Regions from separate parts of the Homo sapiens genome. Here region 2 is linked to region 1. Evidence: chromatin contacts called from ENCODE Hi-C data. All regions are on one chromosome and are shown on one strand. Each heading gives the region's core, a stretch centred on a gene start or an enhancer-like site at or near the end of the contact. The rest is flanking DNA. Distances are from core to core; before and after follow the strand shown. Region 1 overlaps LOC107984191 (a long non-coding RNA gene). Region 2 overlaps DIP2C (disco interacting protein 2 homolog C).

Region 1 (3,427 bases), core at 346-2,845:
ATGGTGAGCATTTTTTCATGTGTCTTTTGGCTGCATAAATGTCTTCTTTTGAGAAGTGTCTGCTCATATCCTTTGCCCACTTGTTGATGGGGTTGTTTTTTCCTTGTAAGTTAAGTTTGTTTGAGTTCTTTGTAGATTCTGGATATTAGCCCTTTGTCAGATGAGTAGATTGCAAAAATTTTCTCCTATTCTGTAGGTTGCCTCTTCACTCTGATGGTAGTTTCTTTTGCTGTGCAGAAGCTCTTTAGTTTAATTAGACCTCATTTATCATTTTTGGGTTTTGTTGCCATTGCTTTTGGTGTTTTAGACATGAAGTCCTTGCCCACGCCTATATCCTGAATGATACTGCCTAGGTTTTCTTCTAGGGATTTTATGGTTTTAGGTCTAAATTTAAGTCTTCAATCCATCTTGAATTAATTTTTGTATAAGGTGTAAGGAAGAGATCCAGTTTCAGCTTTCTACATATGGCTGAGAAAAGAACTTTTATCTCAGGAGTATGAATCCTTTTAAACTATTAGGTCCAGAGAGACAGTAAAATCAGGCAGCAGTCACATCACATACACCCCTTGACCTTATGCGTGCATCTCTTGAAACTGCTTGCTGCTGCTACAAGTAGCTATGAATCAATGTAGTGATACCACGTCAGACACTGTACCCCGTGCCCTGTACCCTACAGTTATGAGTCAACCTAGTGACATACACTGGACACCATACCCCATGCCCTGTACCCTATAGCTGTGAGTCAACCTAGTGACATGCACCGGACACTGTACCCCATGCCCTGTACCCTACAGCTGTGAGTCAACCTAGTGACATGCACCAGACACCTTACCCCATACCCTGTACCCTACAGTTGAGTCAATCTAGTGACATGCACCGGATGCCGTACTCCATGCCCTGTACCCTACAGTTATGAGTCAACCTAGTGACATACACTGGACACCGTACCCCATGCCCTGTACCCTACAGTTATGAGTCAACCTAGTGACATACACCGGACACCATACCCCATGCCCTGTACCCTACAGCTGTGAGTCAACCTAGTGACATGCACCAGACACCGTACCCCATGCCCTGTACCCTACAGCTGTGAGTCAACCTAGTGACATGCACCGGACACCATACCCCATACCCTGTACCCTACAGCTGTGAGTCAACCTAGTGACATGCACCAGACACCTTACCCCATGCCCTGTACCCTACAGCTGTGAGTCAACCTAGTGACATGCACCAGACACCTTACCCCATACCCTGTACCCTACAGTTGAGTCAATCTAGTGACATGCACCGGATGCCGTACTCCATGCCCTGTACCCTACAGTTATGAGTCAACCTAGTGACATACATTGGACACCGTACTCCATGCCCTGTACCCTACAGTTATGAGTCAACCTAGTGACATACATTGGACACCGTACTCCATGCCCTGTACCCTACAGTTATGAGTCAACCTAGTGACATACACTGGACACCGTACCCCATGCCCTGTACCCTACAGCTGTGAGTCAACCTAGTAACATGCACCAGACACCTTACCCCATACCTTGTACCCTACAGTTATGAGTCAACCTAGTGACATACACTGGACACTGTACCCCATGCCATGTACCCTCCAGTTATGAATCAACCTAGTGACATCCACTGGACTCCATACCCCATGCCCTGAACCCTACAGGTATGAGTCAGCCTAATGATGCCACACCAGATGCTGTTACTGGCATCCTATAGGTTAATAATGTACAGCCAATCACTCGGCACTGTTGTTTCTGTAAACCGACAAGAATTCCTGACAGTCAACTTGCTGTCAGCCCACTCCTCATCCTCTTCTTTTGCCTTTAAAAACCCACTTGTGGCCAGGCGTGGTGGCTCACACCTGTAATCCCAGCACTTTGGGAGGCCGAGTTGGGCGGATCACCTGAGGTCAGGAGTTCAAGACCAGCTTGGCCAACATGATGAAACCCTATCTCTACTAAAAATACAAAAGTTAGCCAGGCATAGTGGCATGTGCCTGTAATCCCAGCCACCTGGGAGGCTGAGTCAGGAGCATTGCTTGAACCCAGGAATTGGAGGTTTCAGTGAGCCGAGATTGCGCCACTGTACTCTAGCCTGGGTGACAGAGTGAGACTCCATCTCAAAATCAACAACAAAAAAATAAAAAAATAACCCCACTTGTAACTGCTGCTTCTCAGAGCATATATTATCAGAGCATATACTCAGGGCAACTTGAATCTCTGCTCCCAGCTGCAATCCTCAAGCTTGGCCCAAATAAACTGCCTACTTATATTAACTTTGCCTCGGATTCTTCCTTTTAGGTTGACTATCTGGTATAGTCTGCAGGATTTAGAGTGTCTTCCCCTGACCACACGGTGTTTCTCTCTGAAAGCGGCACTTGGTACCAGCACAAACTCTGTCTTCAGAAGTCCCACCAGGTGTTTTGGGTGAGTTCTCCTGAAATTGGGCCTCCCACTGAAACTAGCCCAGTTGTCCCATAGAATTGCTGTTCGTGGTTTCTTTAGAATAAACATAGAAATTGACATTCCCAGTCTTAAAACTTGAGAAACTTACATTGGTCTTACCCGAGTTTCTTTCTCAGGGCACCAACTATCAGGCCTCCCGGATGGTATCAAGGAGCTCAAACTCACCAGGTCACCACATCTGGACAATGAGAGGCCAAACCCCTCACCCGCCATGACTGCCTAACCACCCACCTGCTGCCTGTTGACTGACTCCTCTTCCTTATCCCTCCCTAGTTCCTGTTTTCCTGCATGTAAGTTACATTTCTTCCCTGCTATATAAACCCCTAATTTTAGTCCGTCAGGGAGATGGATTTGAGACTGCTCTCCCATCTCCTCAGCTGCAGCACCGATTAAAGCCTTCTTCCCTGGCCATACTTGTCTCAGTGATGGGCTTTGTGGGCAGAAAGCAGCAGGACCTAGATCAAACCCCTAGCATTTTGGTAACACCACTCTTTGGTTGAAAGTCCTGACTTATTTAGGCTGTTTTTCAAACTCTTTATTTTAAGAGTAAGGGCTTTGCTCTCTGTCTTTGGATAGGAGATTCAGGTAAAGAGCTCCGTAGAGAAAGTTTTTCCACCTCTGTCTCAGGACAAGGGATTTGGGTCAAACTTTTTCTGTCCCTGTCTCACAGCAGAGGTTCAGGTCAACGGATTTGCCGTTAGGCGTTTGTGATCTCTTTGTACATTGTATGCTTTTAAAAATTGCAGTTACTTTTCTATTTTTGAAATGTGGGCCTGATTTTTCATTTGTGGCAAACTCCTATTAAATACCAGCAGGTTTTACATACATTATAGATATCTAGGAAAGGGGACCTACCTAACCAAGGATGATCATAAACAACAATGACCAAAAATGGAAGTCTTTTGAAATACCTAAAATAATTCATTTGTACACACAATTGGAAAAAGCCA
Region 2 (3,427 bases), core at 323-2,822, 220 kb before region 1:
GTCTGGCGTTCACCCTCCAGGCATTCAGTTCCTTTGAGTGATCACACGTGCTGTGTGAATATACAAGGCACAGAGGATTTTTCTATAAGTGTGCCTAATAGGTGTTTTCTCTATAAGTAGAGATCGGTATTGGGTTGGTTACTTTAAAATGCTATAATCGTAAAAATATGAGTGCATTAGTGATTTCAACATATTTGGTTTAGAGAGCTATTTATTACTATTGATTCTGGTTTAATCCAAGGCTTCTGTTGGTGGCACAGGCCAAATCTAGACAGTGCTGTGATACCCCGCCCAGGACTTGGCAATCGTGAAAGCTGGTTGTGTGTTGAGATGTGGTTGCAAACATCCATGATGATTCTTGAGAAGGGCAGTCGGTTTCCCGCCAGCGTTTCTACGTGTGCAGATTGGCAGCTTTCCTGCACTTGAGCTGGGTTCTGTAAATGTCAGGAAAAAGAATCTCATATTAGATGGGGATTCTAGCACCTCAGTTCCCAGCTGGCAAGCTCAATTCAGCCCAAGAGCGACCTTGAAAATTTGGTAGGCTTGAGGAATGGCTTAAAGCTAACACAAGCAGTTTCTTCCTCAAACATAAAGGCTAGCAACATAAATTTTAAAGGTGGAAATTGAACTTGCATAGTTCTTACCATTGAAAGAAGATTTTAGAAGGTTTAAGGATGCACATGTCCACACCTGCACAAACCCCGATTCTGTTCTTCCCGAGGCCCGTCCGGGTCCTGTTGACTCAGTAAGGAAAGTTTCCTGAGGCTCAGGCTGCAGGAAACGGTGTGGAGATTCTGCTATTGGTAGTTTTGTTTTCATTTCGTGTTTTTCTTGCCTTGATTTTTGAGACAGTGATGTAACAGTGAACATGTTTCTGTGGACCTTGCTTAGCAGAGGCTTAAGTCAGGGATAGACGCCGAGGAACCCGAGAGAAGGGGAGCAGAGGGCTGGGCTGGAATGCTGGGGCGAGAGGCTTCAGGGCAGTGCTGGGTAGATCCCCTGATGGCCTGCGCCCCCTCCCTCATTCTCTTCTCGCAGAGCCATGGGGCGACAGCTGCCCCCGCCCTGTCCCTGTGAGTTCCCCTCTGCAGGTGCCCTCATGTGCTGCAGAAGGTGGGGTCTGACTGTAGGCCACGGACGCTGTTGGTTTTAACTTTCTTGCCTTGCCAAACAAAAGTGAAACAGAAGCGGTTCCTCGCTTGCCAGGACGGTTCTCCAGCGCACCGTGCCTCCCGCGGTGGCCCTGGCCTTAGCCGGGCGCAGAGGGCGGTCGTGCCCTGTGGTCCCCTTGGTGGTCTGTGTGCTGTCCTGCATGGGGTCGGCAGCTCTGCTCAGCGCTGTAACAAATTTAAAAAAAACTAAAGTTTGAATTAATTAGTTTTTTTTCAACTTGTTACAGCAGCGAATGGAGCTGCCGTGGTTCGGTGTAGACTGCAGCACAGTGAAGGAGCGCCGAGGAGAACATTCCGCTCTGCCCACATCGGGGTGTGCGACGTCCGAGAAGCTGCGGCTCGGGAGCGGGTGGCCAGCACCGCAGGGAACCGGCCTCTGTTTTACTTTCGTTTCGGTGAGCGCTGCTTTGCTGAGAGCCAGCCCCACAGCAGGGTACACATTAGAAAAGGGCCACCCGCCGAGTGCCATCCCGTACAGACGTGTAGGGTGTGGCCTTGGGGGCCTGAGGGTCCCATTCTCCAGTGAGCCAGGTCGCTCCACAGGCCCAGAGCTCGCCAGAGACCAGGTCTGTCCCTGTGAATCAGGGCCCAGTTCTGCGTTTCCTATTGAAGTAGAACGTTGCTTTTACAATTCCCCTTTCTCAGTTGGGCACCACTTAGAAAACACTTAAGAAGAATGCGTGACAAATTATAAAACTTCTTAAAGCCACTGGTATTCTACAGACTTTCATCTTATAGCCAAAGACCCAATTAAAGGATGAGCTGATGGGTCTTGGCCTCTGAGATCTGCTAGAAGGAGTGATTTTGAGATTTCCATCTCCAAAGAGCAAAGTAAGGGTTTTTGAAATAGAAAAAGCAGTTAATCATAGAGTATGTTCTTAGAGGTAAGGATTCTGTTCAAAGGTAAGAATTACTTTGGCGGACAGTATTTTGAATACAGGAATTTCATGATGCAAAAAGGGAGTTCAGTGCATTTTCCACCAGAATGAAGAAAATCATATGCAGGTGGAAGTTTTAGGTTCGTGTTCAGGGTTACACTTCAAAATGTGTTTTAAAATCACATACAAGGCCGGGGGTGGTGGCTCACGCCTGTGATCCCAGCACTTGGGGAGGCTGAGGAAGGGGATTGCTTAGGTCCAGGTGTTTCAGACCAGCCTGGGCAACAAAGGGAGTCCCCGTCTCTACAAAAGAAAAAATTAGGCATGATGGTGGGTGCCTGTGATCCCAGCTATATGGGAGGCTGAAGCAGGAGGATTGCTTGAATCCAAGAAGTCAAGGCTGCAGTGAGCTATGATTGTGGCACTGTGTTCCAGCCTGGGGGACAGAGCGAGACCCTGTCTCAAAAAAAAAAAATTGGTAAAATGAAGTCATAGAGGCAAACTTTATTATTACAGTTGGCCACTGGGGTCTCAGAAGAGGACACCCCGCCTCGCCTCCTGGCCTCCACTGCGTTCCTCCTCTCTGGGCCCTCTCAGGAGCCCTCTCTGGGCTGATTCCCTCGCACCCTCTCAGGAGCAAGGGGCAGAGCTGATGAGAAGGCGACAGGGCTGGGTTTTAGCCACGAGGTCCATTTCAGAATTTATCTGCCGGAAACGTGAGGAAAACAGGAGAAGGACGGCCCGGGCCGCCTGATTGAGGCCCAGACACCAGACTCAGGATGGGGGGACTCCGGACAGCGGTGCTAGGGCCCCAGCGAGGCTGTTTCCCTGCCGACCTTCATTTGGAGACGTTGCTTGTGACACGCAAGTGTGCACCATGTGCAGCTGTCCTGGGAAGCAGCAAGGAACGCAGACGTTTCCAAAGCCGAGGCTGCTTTCTTGGTTGGCCCCATGGGACGTGACTTCCTTTGTGCAGGATCTTCGTGGAAAACATCTTTCTTTCTTGTTCCCCTGTGCTGCTGCGCACTTGCCTGTAAGGGGTTTGTGTTCTGATTAACTTCCACCCTTTTTTCCTAACATTTACATTCCTATTCCTCCAGAAACTATTCTAAAAGTGTTTCTAGGATGTTGTTTGGGATGCAGAATTACGAGCTACAATGGGGGTTCTGTTCCCTAGGCCAGCCAGGCACGTCCCAGCTGCTCAGGAGGGCAGCGTCTGTCGGGGCCTCCAGTCGGGATTCAGAAGTGAGCGTTGGTGCTGAGCACCTGCCTAAATCTAGTTGAGGAAAAGACTGTCCGGAGCCAGGAAGAAATGTGAGTTATACATGCAGTGAAAGAAGGGTCAGAGAGGGTGCCTGGAAGATCATCTTCAGGGAG

Evidence for each region. Hi-C counts contacts between places; a loop is a spot of excess contacts on that map. Pooled maps may share reads with other maps.
Region 2: a loop to region 1 is called in a pooled map, with 2.4 times the contacts of the local background. The contact joins two enhancer-like sites. A Hi-C loop is called at or near these places in 3 of 168 maps with a recorded cell type or tissue (CD4-positive, alpha-beta memory T cell, CD8-positive, alpha-beta T cell and naive thymus-derived CD4-positive, alpha-beta T cell) and 6 of 50 pooled maps.

What each region holds. Positions count from the first base shown.
Region 1 is chr10:262,544-265,970 of GRCh38, reverse strand. It overlaps LOC107984191 (a long non-coding RNA gene), which reads left to right. Exons shown (of 4, transcript XR_007062029.1): 2 at 2,313-2,438; 3 at 2,594-2,767. Among named protein-coding and RNA genes, the nearest start is that of ZMYND11, 130 kb to the right of the region's middle. RefSeq lists an enhancer at 504-1,703. Within about 2 kb of position 1,595, at least 2 of the 41 ENCODE cell types and tissues checked have a DNase peak (open chromatin) inside an H3K27ac peak, as active enhancers do.
Region 2 is chr10:482,921-486,347 of GRCh38, reverse strand. All of the region lies in intron 2 of DIP2C (disco interacting protein 2 homolog C), which reads left to right. Among named protein-coding and RNA genes, the nearest start is that of DIP2C-AS2, 140 kb to the left of the region's middle. Within about 2 kb of position 1,572, at least 19 of the 41 ENCODE cell types and tissues checked have a DNase peak (open chromatin) inside an H3K27ac peak, as active enhancers do.